Linked DNA regions of Homo sapiens: region 2 is linked to region 1. The links are chromatin contacts, found by Hi-C or POLR2A ChIA-PET in ENCODE. All regions are on one chromosome and are shown on one strand. The core of a region is the stretch at or near the end of the contact, and the rest is flanking DNA. Distances in the headings are between cores, read along the strand shown. Region 1 holds the start of MX2 (MX dynamin like GTPase 2). Region 2 has its middle 24 kb from the start of LINC00323.

Evidence for each region. A loop is a pair of places that touch in the nucleus more often than their neighbours do. ChIA-PET counts read pairs that join two places held with the same protein, here RNA polymerase II (POLR2A). Pooled maps may share reads with other maps.
Region 2: a map of mammary epithelial cell shows a loop between it and region 1 (26-fold over the local background). The contact joins the enhancer-like site here to the promoter of MX2 in region 1. A Hi-C loop is called at or near these places in 5 of 168 maps with a recorded cell type or tissue (Calu3, PC-3, aorta and 2 more), 1 of 37 single-sample maps with no recorded cell type and 8 of 50 pooled maps. POLR2A ChIA-PET finds 5 or more read pairs at or near these places in 1 of 52 experiments (A549).

The regions. Positions count from the first base shown.
Region 1 is chr21:41,359,823-41,364,390 of GRCh38, reverse strand. It overlaps MX2 (MX dynamin like GTPase 2), which reads right to left and starts at 2,364. Exons shown (of 14, transcript NM_002463.2): 1 at 2,336-2,364. RefSeq lists enhancers at 1,820-2,659, 2,680-2,939, 4,222-4,568.
Region 2 is chr21:41,121,673-41,126,631 of GRCh38, reverse strand. No RefSeq gene overlaps it. Among named protein-coding and RNA genes, the nearest start is that of LINC00323, 24 kb to the left of the region's middle. Within about 2 kb of position 1,544, at least 3 of the 41 ENCODE cell types and tissues checked have a DNase peak (open chromatin) inside an H3K27ac peak, as active enhancers do.

The sequences.
Region 1 (4,568 bases), core at 1,115-3,614:
GAAAAGGGCAGCCTGGTCACTGTATTGATTTCTATTGAGGGCTGGAAAAAAACTCCAAAAGTGCAAAGGGGAGGGAGTTTCCCTACATATGCTTAAAGCCATAACTTGGCAATTCCAGAGACCTTTGCAAAGAGAAATCCCTCTTTCCAGGCGCATCACTGGAGAGGAAGGCCCTGCGGGGTGAAGGCCCAGGAAGCTGGTGGTTACCCAGCTTAGGCAGCACTGAGGTGAGGGAGTCCAGGCAGAGGTGGTCAGAAGTCATGGTGAATTCATGACTGACACTCCCTGATGCCCCCGACGAAGGCAGAAGCCTCTGGCTCCAGAATGCTTTTGGGTCTATCATCCCCCCAAATTCTCAAGAGAGCCTGTCCTGCAGATGAGGAAACTGGGCCATGGGGAGATGCTGGAGGCCTTGTGGGGGCCCCAGCCCAGGGCTGGGAATCGGGTCTCCACTGCTGTCTCTGACCTGCACCTGACACTGCATCCCAGGGTGTTGAGATTGGAGGACAAGCACACACATTCCCTGCTGAGTTTGGAAGTTTGACTGAGACTGCCAGGATCACGTAAGCACCCCTGGGAAGGATGGAAATGGCTGTGCCGGACATGGTGGTTCCCGCTGAAGTCTAAGGCAAGCTGCGTCTCCCACACGGGCATAGCCACTATTGCTGGCTTGCAACCAGTCCGAGAGCTCTGCCGGGTCCTGGGCACCAGGGGCCACTCTGCTGTGTCCCTTTGCTCCAGTCCCAATGTCACTCGCATGGTGCAGGGTCATGGCTGACCAAGCACTGGCACTGAATGCGACCTTATCTCCCCGGGCTCACCTCCTTTCTTTTTAAGACCGCTTGTTTTTCACCCACTCAAAGATATATATTGAGCACTAAGTCCTTGAGATACATATCGAGTCAGGCAGACAAAGATCTCTGGGGGAGCTTGCATTCTAGGGCAGGGGCTAAACCTAAATAAAGCTCACATACATCCTGGCCAGACGCAGGGACTCACACCTGTAATCCCAATGCATTGGGAGGCCGAGGCAGGAGGATCACTTGAGCCCGGAAGTTTAAGGCTGCAGTGAGCTATGATGGTACCATTGCACTCCAGCCTGGGAAACAGAGCAGGAAGACCCTGTCTCAAAAAAGAAAAAGAAAAAAAAATTGTACATCCGAAGGGAGTCAAAAGTGCTTCAGGGGTTGGCGCGGGGCTGGGAAGTAGAGCAGAGTAAACGGAGGAGAGGGTGCGAGGAAAGATAGCTTGGAATCCTGATCTTTTTAAACAGCTAGAGACAACATTCTAAACACAAAATGAGAAAGAACAGTGTTCAAAAGGTGTCATCAAAGCCGAATGGGGTGGCTTACGCCTGTAATCCCAGTGCTTTGGGAGGTTGAGGCGTAAGGACTTCTTGAGCCAGTGAGTTTGAGACCAGCCTGGGCAACATAGAGAGCCCCTGTCTCTACAAAAAGAAATAAAATTAACCAGGTGTGGTGGTGCACACCTGTAGTCCCAGCTACTTGGGAGGCTGAGGTGGGAGGATCCCTTGAGCCCGGGAGCTTGAGACTGCAGTGAGCCATGATCACGCCACTGCACTCCAGCCTGGGGAACAGAACGAGAACTTCTCTCAAAAAAAAAAAAAAAAAAAAAAAAAAGAAAAAAAAACTGCGTCATCAATACCACCATGTCTCCTTTCCGCTCTATATCAATTATAAAATGGACTTCAGCCCCCAGAGTGCAGGCGATCCAGGGTGCAGTGGTCCAGAGTGCTGGAGTTGGCCCCTACTGGCTGGGAACTGGCCACGGTGGGAGCATTCACACCATGAGAACGGAAGAGAATCGGCAAAGGCTAGAAATCAGGCACCACCCTCTGCCCTGCCCCGCCCCATGAGAGCCAATTTCCCAGCATATCACCGTCACTAAGGTTACGTCAGAGCATCACAAATACCACAAAAGAAGGAACACTTGAAACCCTCCGAGACGACTTTTCGGGCACAAAGCTCCTTACTCAACCCCCAGACTTTGTAGGACGCTGAGCAAAGCTGTCCTAAAAACCACCCCTTTGCGTCCACCCGACTTTTGGCCAGATCAGGATGGAGGCCACCCTGTCCCCAGGGCCAGCCACTTCCCCTCCAGAGCCTCTTTGTCTGTGCACAAGGCTACTGTGGGCTGGTGGCAACATGGGCCCTTTCTGCTCCTCACACCAGAATCTTATCTTTGTGGCTCCTGCCTCCCAGCACAAGCCACATTCACCAAGCAGATGTCACGTTACTCAGGAAATATTTTTTAAACACGCATCTGCTGTGCATCAGACACAAAGCAGCCCTCCCTGCACCGGCCCCGCTCTTACCGCTGCACGTTCAGGATGGAGAAATCATCTCTTCCCTTTCCTCCACTTCACTTTTATGTGGCATATGAACCACTCCCTCCCCTGCTCCGTCATCAACAAACAGGGAGAGAAATGAAACTACTTGATCTGGCCACAGAAATGAAACTGAGTTATCAGCGTGCTCTCCAGATGACTCACAGAGTGGTCCCCAAACTCCAGCTGCATCCGAATCCTGGGAGAGCTGTGGAGACGGGGCGGCTGTCCCCCCACCCCCGCCAGAGAGTCTGATCTGTCAGGTCTGGGCTGGGCCTGAGAATCAGCATTGCTAACAGATTCCAGGGGAGGCTGGCATGGGGGCAGCTCAGAGTGGCTCAGTCACTGGAAGGTTCTGCCCTGACAGTGCCATCCAGTACCACCTGTGTGGCTCTGAAATGTGACTACTGCGACCAAGGAACTGGACTTCGAACTCCATGTAATTTGAATGAATAGCCACGTGTGGTTCGTGTATCGGGCCTCACAGATGCACTCCTGTTACAGCCGAGGACATGCTCTCAGGTACATGATCTGGACGCTCTGAGCTGTCCTGCTTAGCTTCATGCCTGAGCCGCACCTGACAAATGTCACCTCTCCCCTCATTAGGTGCGGAAAACCCAAAGAAGGAGGGTCAACAGCTTTCTCCAAGCACCCGTGCCTGAGGTCCCCGCCGCAAAACCAAGACGGTTTTCTTCCCATTGGAGATAAGGAGGCCCCAGGACAAACCCCAGGCTCCGGAACTCAGCCCTGAGCCAGCTGCATGTCATCTTTCTGGTCCTCAGTTACTTTTCACCTGCAAAAGTGAAGGTGCACAACCGCATGCTCCCTAAGGCTTCCTGCTCTGTGACCAAAGTCAAGGAGGGCCAGGCATTCCCATCACCAGAGCCAAGAGGTCTGGGAACCTCCAGGAGGAGCCCTCCAGACACCGGGGAGGGGACCAAGCCTCTCAAGGACTGGCAGTGATGGCTGGGAGGGAGGAAGCAGGCTCTCAGCTCTCCTATCCACCCGTGATCCTCTCCCAGACATCAACACTATACGTTTAAAAAAACTCCTGAGCTCCTCTTGGCTAAGTCATTGTAGTGACTTCCCTTGAGTGCAGGCTTAACTTTACGGAAGATATTTAGAAACTTAACATGTTTTTCAAAACCTTGGCATTAGAAATATTAACACCAGGAGATCATCGTCAGGATCACCTATCCCTGAACCACTTCTCTTCCCAAGAGCCCGGGCGGACAGAGGCTGAGGAGTGAGGGGAGGAATGTGAATCTCAGACTTGGCAGCGTGATGTGACATTCGGTTTCACTAGGAATGTCTTTCACAACAGGGCCTGGGCCGGCCTACTGCTTCAAGGAAGGCACAAAGAAAGGCCTCAGAGAAGCCGGACAGAGGGACACGAGCAGCTCGGGCCAGCTCAGGGGACCCTCCACCCTCTGTCAAGGCAGCATCCCCCTCCTGCACGCCCCTCACCAGCAGCCCTGGGAAGGACCAGAGGTGCCTGCGCATGCAAACTTCAAGGACAGGGTTCTTGCGTTCTGAGCACTAAAGCCCTGAGGGTGAATGAATGTCCCACGCAGCATCCAAGCACAGGGGCCGGGGCCAGAAAAGATGCTGCTGCTCAGGCCTCGGTCACAGCCGCTGGGCGGAGCTCTTCCCTCAGCTCCACATCAGGGAGCGTTACAGTGTGCAGCTTGGTAAAGAGGCGAAGTCCAGAAGCCCCAGTGCCCGCCTCCTGCCCTGGCACGCTGACTCTATGGAAAGCGCCAGCGCCTCTGTGTGCTGATGAAGTTCCTGGCCACCTGGAAGCACCTGCAGCACCTGGAGCCATCCAGAGCCAGCATGCATCCACTCTCCCATGGCCTCTCCAATCACAGAAGGAAAGATCAAGCAAATGCTTTCCTGAATTAACAGGACAAAGGCAATGGTGAAGTGCTGTAGACAAGCAGGGTTCTTACCTGGGGTGTGTCCCTCCCAGCAGAGCACAGGAGCAGCGGGTGCACCTTGGAGTGGAACTCCACCCTGTCATTGTCCGTGTGACCTGGCTCTTTGTTTCTTTTTTGTTTGCTTGAGATGGAGTCTCGCTCTGTTGCCCAGGCTGGAGTACAGTGGTGAGATTTCTGCTTACTGCAACCTCGGCCTCCCAGGTTCAAGCAATCCTCCCACCTTAGCCTCCCAAGTAGCTGGGATTATAGGCATGTGCCACCATGCCCAGCTAATTTGTTTT
Region 2 (4,959 bases), core at 295-2,794, 240 kb after region 1:
TTACGCTAATTACCCTGATCTGATCACTGTACCTTTTACATACTGAAATATCATGCCGGGTGTGGTGGCTCACGCCTGTAATCCCAGCACTTTGGGAGGCCAAGGCAGGCAGATCACTTGAGGTCAGGAGTTCAAGACCAGCCTGGCCAATGTGGTGAAACCCTGTCTCTACTAAAAATACAAAAATTAGCCGGGCATGGTGGTGGGTGCCTGTAATCTCAGCTACTCAGGAGGCTGAGGCAGGAGAATCACTTGAACCTGGGAGGCGGAGACTGCAGTGAGACAAGATCGCGTCACTACACTCCAGCCTGGGCGACAGAGTGAGATTCTGTCTCAAAAAAAAAACCCAAAAAACCAGAAACATCACTATGTACCCCCATGAACATGTACAGTTATTATTTGTCAATTAAAAAAAATAAAAGGTTAAAAAAAAAAGCTGAATATCATAACCAAAAAAAAAAAAAAAGGCGAGGAAGGGATCTGGAGTGTCAATATTAGTTGGGCACAGGGTCTGGAAGGAGCCGTCTCATTCTCTTGACACACGGTGAAGGGGTGGAGGTATTTATGAGCTCATTACGTTGACAGGAGAGTCAGGTCTTTCCTCATGTCTGCTAAGATAATTCTTCTCCAACATCTGTCTTTCAAATATTAGCTCCATTCCGTGGAGTCAGAAAGTCAGAGATTTTTTTTTTTGAGACGGAGTTTTGCTCTTCTTACCCAGGCTGGAGTGCAATGGCGTGATCTCGGCTTACTGCAACCTCCGCCTCCTGGGTTCAAGCAATTCTCCTGCCTTAGCCTTCTGAGTAGCTGGGATTACAGGCATGCACCACCACACCTGGCTAATTTTGTATTTTTGTAGAGACGGGGTTTCTCCATGTTAGTCAGGCTGGTCTCAAACTCTCGACCTCAGGTGATCAGTCCGCCTCGGCCTCCCAAAGTGCTGGGATTACAGGTGTGAGCCACCACGCCTGGCCGAAAGTCAGAGATCTTTAAAGCAGAAATTCTAGAGTAATTAACTCTGTTAATTGTAATGGAAACCATTGTCCAATGCATTCTATATGATAGACGCCTCTGCTGACGTTGCTTTACTGTAGCCCAGCTTGGCCCGCGTGCTCAACTGGCCACTGAATGCAGGTAAGTCCTTGCAGTAATCCTTCTGGGGAATAAACTGCTTGCCTGCTTTAGTTCCCAATTTTCCCTCCTTGGAAATAAAACTCAGCTCTGTGAATATGAAAATAACTATTTTATTCCTATCACTGAGCCTCTGCCCCCTCCAAAACTCCTCGTTTGGAATCTGTGCTTTTGTAAGGAGCCAAAATACTGAACCCAGCAAGTGAATACAAGAAAAGATGCCTTAGGGCTCTTTTCAGCCTCACCTCTCTGTGCCAGGGCTAGCTGGTGGTTTATTGCTAAGAGCCGCTCCCTCACAATTCCCTGGGAAGGCTTGTCCATTGCTCTCAAGCTGCAGCTCTGCGAGGTCACTCACCGGTGGCCACTGGCCGGTGTGAACTGTTCTGCTCACAACTGGCAGCCGCCCCATCATGAGGCTTCCTTTCGGCCTCAGCCTCTGGGCTAGAAATTAGTTGCCTTTGTCCGCAGTTACTCTGTTCCCCAGCCTCGCTGTGATTATAAATAGCCCTATCCATTCCAGGACAAGTGATTCAGGACTCACACACAGGTTGCCATTTGATCGTAATTATATAATCACATCTGTGAGCACTGCATGGGTTTTAAAATGAAGTGGTAAGTATTGGCTTACTGACTCTAGAGGGTGGTACCTTGGCAGAGGCAGTTGTGTTTCTCCTCATCCTCAAGAAATTGGCGTCGCGAACCAAATGTTCCGTGGTTATGGAATGTTCTATATAAGATTCAAACTGCTGCTTGGAAAAGCTAGGGAAGACCTTCTGGCATGCTGCAAGTTGATCTTTTCTGGCGTAACTGAAAATAGGAGAGAAAGAAGGGAGAGTGTGGAGTTTTTCTTGGTTAAGTCACACAGACAAAATTAGTGCTAGAAGAAGCACTAGCTTTAGAAAACGTGTCATGTGCTTGGATTGTGGATGGCAATTTTAGTACTCCTGTGTGCTCAACTTTTAAATGTCTCTCTAAAAATTTTATTAAGGGCATCCTTGTGGGGGCACATATCAATTTAGTGCTTGCTCTAGCAACCAGATGCCGGGCAGGTTCTAAGACCTATTTCTGACTAGAGTGAAAAGCAAACAGAACTATTTCTAAGATAACATCTTTGCTTGATTTATGCTAATTTCTTGTTAACATTTAAAATCAGTTCCTTGCTTTAATTTAGTATTAAAATTCAGGTACCCTGCCCCCTCCAAGGGGTAAAAAGATAAGTGGGAAAGAGCTTATTTGGACACCCAATGGGGGCTTATCCCCAGATTTAATGTAAAAATATGATTGATAATACATGTGCTCTTTAAAAGTTTTACATTCTAAATCGGAAAAAAAGCAGGAGACTTGCTGTAGACGGTTGGCTGGATTGTATTTTGCCTTCATCCATTTCGACCTCTGCCTCCACTCTGGGTTTAGAGAATGCTCCTGGCTACAAGCTCTCAGCTTTTTCACGTAGCCTGTGACCTCCCAGGGAGACACTGACCCCTAGTCCATCCATTTGCACATTTATTCAGCAAAAATTGAGCATCTGAGGCTGTGTTCTAGACACTGAACAAAATGCCCTGCCCTTATAGAGCTTACCTTCTTGCAGTTCTGTTTTTGTAAATCTACGGAGCCAGCAGAGAGTTGTTCTCAAGCAGGTTCAGTGACTCTTCATCAGGGCCAGAATCCTTCCTGCCACATCTGATCGGGGTTTTGTGTCCCTGTGTCCTTCTGATGCAGAGGACACTGTCATTGTCACTGCCATTAGGAACCCCATGCACCTGTCCACCTGCCCCACACAGAGGCTGGCTTAGCTGCACTCGTCACTCCCTGCATCACAGCTATGCACACGTTTGCAAGTCCCCATTCTTATTTTTGTTTATTCGTTCATTAATTTGTCATTTCTTTTTGCCCTCATCTCCCACTCCCATTCTCCCCTTTTCCGTTGGCAATCAGGTTGATGTGTTTAACGCATATCTCTTAATTTTAAGGTAGTTTTAAAAGAAGGTGTCTCCAGTTTTGTGTGCACTTGTTTAAATTGTTATGTGAAGGATAAAGAGCTTGGGTTCTTGACTCAGCCAGCTTGGGTTCCAGTCCGAGTTCTGCTGTAGTCTGGGTGGCCTTGGCCTTACTACACAATCTCTCTGCATCTTCGTTTCATCATCTGTAAGACGGAGCTGAGACTAGTAACCTACTTGGCTTAACTGTTTCATGGATTAAATTAGTTAATATGGTGAGGTGCTTAGAAGAGGGTCTGGTAGGTGGTCATCCCTCCATAAGGGTTGGCAACTAGTGCTGCTAGTTCATCTTTACATGCAGGTTATCTTCACCTTCCCCACCATATTTTACAGAAAGAGACACTGGCAAGTTTAGCTGATTAACGTTTGTCCTGAAAACCAGTCCCCTAATTTTCTCTCTCCAGCTGACATGCTTCAGGGCAGGGCTGCAGTGGTTAGAAGGAGACAGTGGTCGTGTTGCAGCAGTTAGAACTCAGTGAGGAGAGAGAGGTCAAAGGGTCGGTAAAACAGGGGAAGTTTCATATAAAGAACTACTAACCACAATAAAAGAATAACTACAAGACATAAGGAAATGCAATAGGGTACCCTAGGGCAGTGGTCCCCAACCCCCTGGCCATGGACCAGCATCAGTCTGTGGCCTGTTAGGAACTGGGCTGCACAGCGGCAGGTGAGCTGCAGGTGAGCAAGCGAAGCTTCATCTGTATTCACAGCCGCTCCCCATCATTCGCATTACTGCCAGAGCTCCACTTCCTGTCAGATCAGCGGCATTAAAATCTCACAGGAGTGAGAACCCTATTGTGACCTGGGCATGCGAGGGATCTAGGTTGCACGCTCCTTACGAGAATCTAATGCCTGATGATCTGTTACTGTCTCCCATCTCCCCCAGATGGGACCATCTACTTGCAGGAAAACAAGCTCAGGGCTCCCACTGGTTCTATATGATGGTGAGTTGTATAACTATTTCATTTTATATTACAACGTATATTACAATTACAATAAATATTTCATTATATATTACAATGTATTTTTATTTAATAAAAATAAAGTGCACAATAAACGTAAGGTGCTTGAACCATCCTGAAACCATCTCCCCAACCCTGGGTCTGTGGAAAAATTGCCTTCCACAAAATTGGTCCTTGGTGCCAAAAAGGCTGGGGACCACTGTCCTAGGGCTCAGGGAGATGCCCAAGGAAGGAGGGGCTGGGAATGTCTCCAGACCTTCTGGAGAGGGTGTGGTCAGCCAGGGGAGGCAGGAGGTGCCCCGGCTTGGCCACGACAAGGCGGGTCTGGAGCCACCGGGGCACCTTCATGAGCACAGGCCCTGCGGTGTTGGGGGGCTTGTGGCCCTGCAGAGCACAGGGGGCTGCGCAGGTGCTTGGTTTCCCTGTCGAGAGGGCTGAGGCCAGGATGTCACCAGGCTGAGATATCAGAGCCACTGTGGTCCTCACACCTATGTCCGGCTGGAAGTAACAGACGGCCTTGTTCTCCTGCGTGTCCCTCCAGCGCCCTCTACTGGGAAAGCTTCGCCTCGCACTTTGAAGGAGAGAAATACTGAGAACAATTCCGTGGCTTATCACAGAGCATGTTCAGAAGGATGTGGGCATTGCTGAGAGGCAGTACATGGAGACTGACACTCAAGTCCACTGCACACTCCGCCTCGTTACAGAAAGCATTGCCAAGGAAGTCACTGAAGAAATCACCCGTCTGGGCCTGGCGCGGTGGCTCACTCCTACAATCCTAGCACTTTGGGAGGCCGAGGAGGGTGGATCATGAGGTCAAGAGATCGAGACCATCCTGGCCAACATGGTGAAACCCCGTCTCTACTAAAAAT